Linked DNA regions of Homo sapiens: region 2 is linked to region 1. Evidence: read pairs that join two places in POLR2A ChIA-PET (ENCODE). Cell type or tissue: A673. All regions are shown on one strand. Each heading gives the region's core, and the rest is flanking DNA. Links, peaks and the distances in the headings are about the cores only.

Evidence for each region. ChIA-PET counts read pairs that join two places held together with the same protein. Peaks named below come from ENCODE experiments on the same cell type or tissue, not always from the same donor. Only the 100,000 strongest peaks of a DNase experiment are listed, where the experiment ranks them.
Region 2: POLR2A ChIA-PET joins it to region 1 with 6 read pairs; 2 of 35 experiments call an interaction of 5 or more read pairs at or near these places.

What each region holds. Positions count from the first base shown.
Region 1 is chr13:109,644,716-109,650,592 of GRCh38, forward strand. No RefSeq gene overlaps it. Among named protein-coding and RNA genes, the nearest start is that of LINC00676, 81 kb to the right of the region's middle. In A673, for the core only: no CTCF peak of the experiment used is centred there; a DNase peak (open chromatin) is centred at 2,506; H3K27ac peaks cover 1,793 bases.
Region 2 is chr13:109,763,526-109,766,025 of GRCh38, forward strand. All of the region lies in intron 1 of IRS2 (insulin receptor substrate 2), which reads right to left. Among named protein-coding and RNA genes, the nearest start is that of IRS2, 22 kb to the right of the region's middle. In A673, for the core only: CTCF peaks have their summits at 1,577 (motif pointing right) and 1,776; DNase peaks (open chromatin) are centred at 1,136 and 1,566; H3K4me3 peaks cover 529 bases; H3K27ac peaks cover 689 bases.

The DNA of each region.
Region 1 (5,877 bases), core at 1,331-3,830:
ATTGTTTGATCCCAGGAGTTTGAGACCAGACTTGGCAACATGGCAAGGCCCCATCTCTACTAAAAATACAAAAAGTTCGCTGGACATGGTAGCATGCACCTGTAGTCCCAGCACTCAGAGAGGCTGAGGCAGGAGGATCATCTGAGCCTGGGAAGTTGAGGCTGCAGTGAGCTGTGGTGGTGTCACTGCACTCCAGCCTGAGCGACAGAAAAAATAATAATAATGATAATATAATTAAGGAAAAGGGGGGAAGGGATGAAAGGGGTGGCATAGACAATTCTTGTTAAGTTATTGAATGTAGATCTTGGAGGAAAGAAAAAATTAGGGGGAGATTCTGCTGATGGAATCCGCTGACTGGAAGGACACCTTCAGGAACAGCTCCGCTTCCACCCCACCCCCATCTTCACATGCACTTGATCCAACCAGGGGCCCTTCCCCGGCTGGGTCTTTTAGCTTCCCACTCACTTTCCAGGATTAGAAAGTTCAACCCAAGTGTCTTAGGTTTTGTATCTGTCTCAGTGCATTTTCCCTCCATTCACTCTGGCTTGACCTCAAGGGGAGAAGAGGGAAAGGTCCTTCGTGCTGCAGTTCAACCTCCCTAAACCCCTGTGAGGCTTCCTACTCTTCATACCCCAGAGCTTCCCCTGGAGGCTGAGGTGAGGGAGGCCGTGTGAAAAGGAATGAAAGGGAACCTGAAAACATATTTCCACTTAGCTGATGCTGGGCCTCCCTCTCTCATTGGCCAAGGCCCCGAGTCATGGCAGCCATTCAAGGCTGGCTTCTACATTGCGTGCAGTTGAGGGTCCTTCTGACTCCTCACCCGGGAGCTCCCCGTCTCCACAATCCGCTGGCAGGGTCAAGGCACTTCCAGCTCTCTTGCCTTTCCCAGCCCTCAGCTCCTGCCCTGTGGTCTCCCTGCAGGTCCTTTTTGCTGCAGTCCTTTTGCTCCAGAAACCCTCCCTCCTGACTCAGGTCTTTCTGAGATGGATGGGCTCTACTCTCTTCCCTGGCCTTCACTACCCACAGAAAAACTCATGGTCCATGGTCCTTTCTAAACTCATGGTCCTTTCAAACAGCTTGGCCACCTGTTGACCTCTGCCTCTTCTCCATGCTACAGGTATCCTTCTACCTTCAGGACAGGGACAGGCACAGGCACTGGTCCCTAGGACCACTGCACTAGAGGACACAGTTCCACATCTGCTGAGACCAGTCTCAGGCCTCAGTTCAGCAGGAGCACTGAGCAGGCCTGCAGTCCACTGAGTTCAGCAAGCGACTGGCCAGCAACCACAGTGATGCTGCGCTTCTCACAAGCACTGAGCAGGCCTGCAGTCCACTGAGCTCAGCAAGCGACTGGCCAGCAACCACAGTGATGCTGCGCTTCTCACAAACCCCCAGATCTCTCCCTGGGATTCTCACAGGCCTAAGATCTCACTCACACGTGGGAGCAGAGAAGTGCCCAGCGAGTTTCACTTTACAAAATCACATAAATAAGTTTCTATCCCACAAAATACATGTTGAGTGTTTTCTTAGACAAGCTCTTTGAGGTGGGGACCATAACAACAATTTACTTATCTTTTTGCAAGTGCTGCATGCCTGAGTTTTGTATTTCTCTGCATAATATGGGGAGGGAGCACTCATTATCTTCAGTTGGAGACTTCAAATTCAGAAAAAAAAAAAACAGGAAAAGCAGCATTGAGCATCCTCCTGCAGAAATGTCAAGGTCATGTGATTTGGAGAATCTCTCAAATATAGCTCATTATTGGAATGCATAAAATATAAAGCCACAACATCCATTTTCTCAGATTTCATTTTTATAGCTGGGGTCAGTCAGCTTTTTCTAAAAACATCCAAAAAGTAAATGTTTTCAGTTTCAGTTTTGCAGGCTACGCAGTCTCCCGTGGTGCGTCGCATTAGGCCCTAGGCCATAGTTTGCTGACTCTGGATTTATATAGCATTGAAACCAAACTGTCATGGTTAACAGAGTACACATCTGTGAAACAAGACTTAGCAGCAATTATACAGTATATAAGACATGCCTTTCAAAATGTAAGTTATCGAGTAGGATTTTGAAGCATGGGTTCTCATTTGGAGGTACAGAGATTGCCTGAATCCCTCAAAATTGTAAGCAAAACTGTGTGTAACTGTATTTTTCTAGGGACTCAATCATAATAGCCAGGAGGTTCCCAAAGGGTTAAAAAAAAAAGATTAGAAACACTGCTTTAAAAGTAAATATCAATATCAAAATGGACAATGTAACATTTTCTTTCTTATAACAATAGTTGCAGTACTCTAAAAAACTCTAATCTAGAAAAGCATGTGTTTAACCGCTAGTAATGATATTTTCTAGCCTAGCTGATTTGCCCAGTCACATTCCTGGGCCCCCTAAGCTTCACAGGGAAGGCAGGAAAAGGGGAAAGTGAGCCTCTGTCACAAACCCATTGAGTTCTTCCATAACACCCAAGCTCGTCTCCTCCTTTCAGCTCCTCCTTCTCACAAACTGCGCAATCCCCTTAGGGTGTAGCGAAACTCGGGGGTATTCCCAGGAGGATCAATTCCCTTTAGACAGGCCAAGCAGGAAATAAAATTGGATTACTCATAGGTAGGAGAATGTTCTTAGAAATTCCTTTTTACTGTTGTTTTGTTTTTCACTCAACATGCCAAAAACCACACCTCGTAACTCTGGGAAATTCATCTTCCCCCACTATATAAAGAAGTCTTTAAACCAAAAACTGTGGCTCTTACAGGTGATCTAAATGTGGCATTAAAAACTTATAAAAATTTGTTTAAAAACAGCATTGTGCACATAGTCACCCCAGTAGGAAAAATAAAGCAAAATCAAGAGATTTTAAGTCAATGAGACCGGAGTTAAAGAGATTCAGAGAAGACTTACATGCAAAGATTTTCAAGAAATTTGTATATATAATATCACAATTTGTCACATAAAAAGAGATAGAGTGGAAAAGCCATATCTCCAAATGTTATAAAATTTTTAAAACGATCAATAAACTCCAAATAGCATAATATTGAAGAACAAAATTGCAGAACTAAAAATACCCAAACCTCATGAGTTCCTGTAAAGCTACTATGATCAAGATGTTGTGGCACTGGCAAAGTAATAGAAAAATAGATCAGAATAAAGCAGAACAGATAGCCCTGAAACAGACCCACGTAAACACAGTCAACTGATCTTTGACAATGGGACAAAGGTAATATATTGGAGTGAAGACAGACTTTCCAACAAAGGGTGTTGAAACAACTGGACATCCACATGCCAAAAAAAAAAAAAAAAGGAAAGAGAAATGACCAAAAAAGAGAGAAAAAAACAGAAAGAAGGAAGGAAGGAGGGAGGGAGGGAGGGAGGGAAGGAAGGAAGGAAGGATAGAAAAGAAAGAAAGAAAAAGAAAGAAAGGAAGGAAGGAGAGAAAGGGAAAAAAGAAAGAATCTTAACACATACAAGTTTTACAAAAATTAACTCATAATGGATCATAGACCTAAATGTAAAATGCAAAACTATAAGACTCCTTGAAGATAAACATCAGAGAAAATCCAAACGGCCTTAGGTTTGGCAATTATTTTTAGATACAACACCAAAGATACAATCCATGAAAGAAATAAGCTGGACTTCATTAAAATTAAAAACTTCAGTCTGTGGTCAGACACTGCCAAGACAATGAGAAAAGGTAAGCCACAGACATGGAAAAAATATTTGCAAATAACGTAAGTGATAAAGGAGTGTTATCCAAAATATATAAAGAACTCTTAAAACTCAACAATAAGAAAATGAACAGCCCAATTTTTATGTTTTTATTTTTGTGACTTTATTTCCAAATTATTTTAAGTTCAAGGGTACATGTGCAAGATATACAGGTTTGTTACATAGGTAAATGTGTGCCATGCTGGTCGGCTGCACAGATTATCCCATCACCTGGGAATTAAGCCCAGCATTCGTTAGCTATTCTTCCTGATCCTCTCCCTCCTCCCACCCCCAACCCTCTGACAGGCACCAGTGTGTGTTGTTCCCCACAGTATGTCTATTTGTTCTCATCATTCAGCTCCCACTTACAAGTGAGAACACACAGTATTTGGTTTTCTGTTCCTGTGTTATTAAATAGTTTGCTAAGGATAATGGCCTCTAGCTACATCCATGTCCCTGCAAAGGACATGATCTCATTCCTGTTTATGGCTGCATAGTATTCTGTCATGTATATGTACCACATGTTCTTTATCCAGTCTATCATTGATGGAACAGCCCAAGTTTTAAAAATGGGCAGAGAAATGAGGATGTTTCATTATAAGAAGGGGGTTAATTCATCGAGGAAAGTGAGTGGTGCGGTTTCCTCTTACTTGGGGGAAGTCAGCCTTTTTGTTCTGTTCAAGCTTTCAACTGATTGCATGAGGCCCACCCACACTGGGGAGGGCCCCCCCTTTAGTCAGTCCACTGATTCAAATGTCAATCTCATCCAGAAACTCTCTCCCCAAAACACCCAGAATAATGCTCGACCAAATATCTGCGCACCAAATATCTGGCCCAGTCAAGTTGAAACATAAGGTTCACTATTACAGTGGGGGACTCTGTGCATGTAGAGGGGAAGGGGTGTACAGAAACCCTCTGTATCTTCCCTTCCATTTTTCCGTAAACCTAAAAAACTGCTCTAAAAATAAAATCTATATTTAAAAAAAAAAAGTTTAACTCAGAAAGAACAGCACACTCTTCAAAAAAGTAATCTCCAAATGTAACTACATGAAAAGTGAATGACTCTTACAGAAATACATTTTAGTTAAATGGAATTGATTAGCTAGATTTAACCGACTGTTCAAAAGTGCCCCCAAAGCAGGTGTTAACTCACACCCTTCCTTATTACACGAAGATAATAGTAAATGAGCAATTTAAATGTCTATAATGATTATTCTATCAGCATTGTGTATGAGGATTTCTGGATACAAACAGAAGGAAAGGGAGAAATCTTTAGCATAAGGAATTCAGCCCCCTCCAGTCTAGACCACAGGACAGGAGGCCTATTTAGATCCTTCAGCACAAAGCACACTCAGTCCAGGACAATACAAAAAAGACCCTAAATGCTTTGGTAGCAATAAGAGAAGGTATATGTGACTGACTAGTACATCAGGCTTGACGATGAACCACAGCTCAATAAAGTCAGAGACTGCCAAACTATTGCTTCAATATGGCCCCCCCACTTTTCTGTAAATAAAATTTTATTAGAACTTGGCCATGCCCATTTGTTTACTTACGTCTGTGTCTGTTTTTGTACTGCAAAGGTAGAGTTTAGTAGTTGCAACAGAGATTATATGGACCACAAAGCCTGAAATACGTACAGTTTTGGTTTTTTCTTTTTTTTTTTTTTTCTGAGATAGAGTCTCACTCTTACCCAGGCTGGAGTGCAGTGGCGCGATCTCGGCTTGCTGCAACCTCAGCCACCCAGGCTTAAGCAACTCTTGTGCCTCAGCCTCCCATGTAGCTGAGAACACAGGTGCCCGCCACCACACCCAGCTAATTTTTGTATTTTTAATAGAGACATGGTTTCTCCATGTTGGCCAGGCTGGTCTCAAACTCCTGGCCTCAAGTGATCTGCCCTCCTTGGCCTCCCAAAGTGCCAGGATTACAGGCGTGAAGAATCATGCCTGACCAACTCTCTTGTTGTTCACAGAATAATTCTGTCAAGTCTTTATAAAGTTCATCATTTTTTTAAAGGAGAAATTTCTGCTCTTTTTAATTGTATGAAGAAAGGTCCTAAATGCAATGTGGTTTCCTGAAGGAAGCGCATTCACTGATAACCTAGTCAAATCTGAATAAAGTCTGTAGGTAAGTTAAAAATAACATAGTGTGTTAGTGTCTGGATTTTAATAAATGTACCATGG
Region 2 (2,500 bases), core at 1-2,500, 120 kb after region 1:
GTTTATATATGAGATCTACAACTCATTAAGGGTCCAAATCTTTTCTCTTTCTTGGGTCATTTGAGAATGTGAATGTAAGCATTATGCTTCTGCCCTAAGAGTATTTGGGCCAAGTGATATAAGGTGCATTAAAATCGCAAATAGCCAATGAACGACGTAATTCTTTCCTCAGACTTAACACATGTTTATACGTATGGTTTTCTTACTAATCTAAAAAAATTTTATGTACACCATAACAATGTTTATATTGTTTATATCAGAAATTATAAAACCTAATTATATTTTTGCTGCCAAATTAAGAGAATGTAGAATAATTATTTATTCACAATATATCCATCTCCAGATAGCCTGTTGTTATATATCATTTCAACTGGACCTTTTTTCTACTTTAAAAGCTTAAATAACTGTAGGTAAATCCCCCCTCCTCGGTCTATAACATCTATGTGATATAGGATTTCAGCTTTGTCTCTCCAGGGACAAATCCATCTATCTAATTTAAAAGCCTCCTAAGAATCACCACGTAGCCTTTAACTGAGCCATCTACTAGAGTCAAGGTTGAAGGGTCAAATCCTACTTAGTCACTGAAGCGCAGGCTCTCTTTGCAGAGATCAAAGTGCCCATTCTTCCTAATCGGCCATATCAAAAACATCCTGCTCTTCCCTGGGAGCCTAGGAATGACTCCATGCCCCCATCTCTGTACTTTAAACTACATGCCATTCCCACGACTCTCAGGATACAGGTGTGAAAGGCGCTGTCGCCACACCAGAGCCGGGTCCCCAGGGCTAGCATCTAGGAACCACTTCTTACCAGCTGTGTAATCTCTACAGCTATGTCTCTAAGTCTGCTCCCTCTTATGAAGATGGGGGCACTACCTCTCCCACCCTGAATTCCCCAGTGGAGTCACAGGGAACCTGTCAAATGAGATTTCATGTATAAAATATATAAATAATTAATACCAAAAATGCGTATGTTCTTTCATTCATAAAGAAGCACATGCTACTAGCACAACTGGCATTTTGTGGTTGGCTTCCCTTTGCTTTGTGCACCTTCAAATAATGTATACATGTAACCACATGCTGTGTTCTCAACTACAGACTTCTTAAGACCAGGCAGCCCTGTGCTGCCAGGGAAAGACAGGCTCCTCCCACCCTTATGTTCTGGCTAATTTGTGGAGAGCCACAGTGGTGTCTCTTAGTGCATTTGTCATCACAGCTCTTCCTCGTTCAAAATTGTATTCGTGAATGATACCACGAACAACCACAACTGCAAGCAGCAAATAAACAACTGCCGAATGCACAAAAACAATGGCAAATTGCTCCTAAAATAAAATGAACAAACTTGTTTTAATTGGACAGAAGTGGAACAGAAGTAGAATTGTTTTTCTGGGGGTAACTCTAGGCCATTTAAAGCTGCAAAGAGTGCCTTTGCCTAGCTGCTTTCTTCATGTCCTGAGGACAGGACAAAATGCCCGGGAAGGGGCCTCACATGTCTACTACTCAGGCAGCTGCCCACAGAGAACATGAATCCCTTGCCACGTCACACATGCCAAGCACACACAATGCATCATCAACAGGCTGGGCTCCGCCTGGTCCAGGCCACTGGGGGACAGCACTTCCCTTCTCTCTGCTCTATACAAAAAGGTGCCCTAAAATGCAGGCCGACATTTAAGTTCCTCTGCCACAAATGACAGAGATTTACATCTAACTAAAGCACTATTTATTGAAATTTCAGTAATGCAAAATGGAAAACGCCAAGCTACCAACTATATAAAGTTCATTTACTGGAGAAGCAAATAAAATAAGACAGCAGCAGCTGATCACCAGTCCTTGCCCAAGGATGTGGAGACAGAGGAAATCCACATCTTTGGCTCCTCTTCCCCAACAAGCATGTAGATATCCCAGCCTCAACCACCCTGACTCCAACTCCCCACCAAGCATGTAGATATCCCAGCCTCATCCACCCTGACTCCAACTCCCCACCAAGCATGTAGATATCCCAGCCTCAACCACCCTGACTCCAACTCCCCACCAAGCATGTAGATATCCCAGCCTCATCCACCTTGGATCCAACTCCCCACCAAGCATGTAGATATCCCAGCCTCATCCACCCTGACTCCAACTCCCCACCAAGCATGTAGATATCCCAGCCTCCTCCACCTTGGCTCCAACTCCCCACCAAGCATGTAGATATCCCAGCCTCATCCACTTTGGCTCCTCCTCCCCACCAAGCATGTAGATATCCCAGCCTCAACCACCCTGACTCCGACTCCCCACCAAGCATGTAGATATCCCAGCCTCATCCACCCTGACTCCAACTCCCCACCAAGCATGTAGATATCCCAGCCTCATCCACCTTGGCTCCAACTCCCCACCAAGCATGTAGATATCCCAGCCTCATCCACCTTGGCTCCTCCTCCCCACCAAGCATGTAGATATCCCAGCCTCATCCACCCTGGCTCCGACTCCCCACCAAGCATGTAGATATCCCAGCCTCATCCACC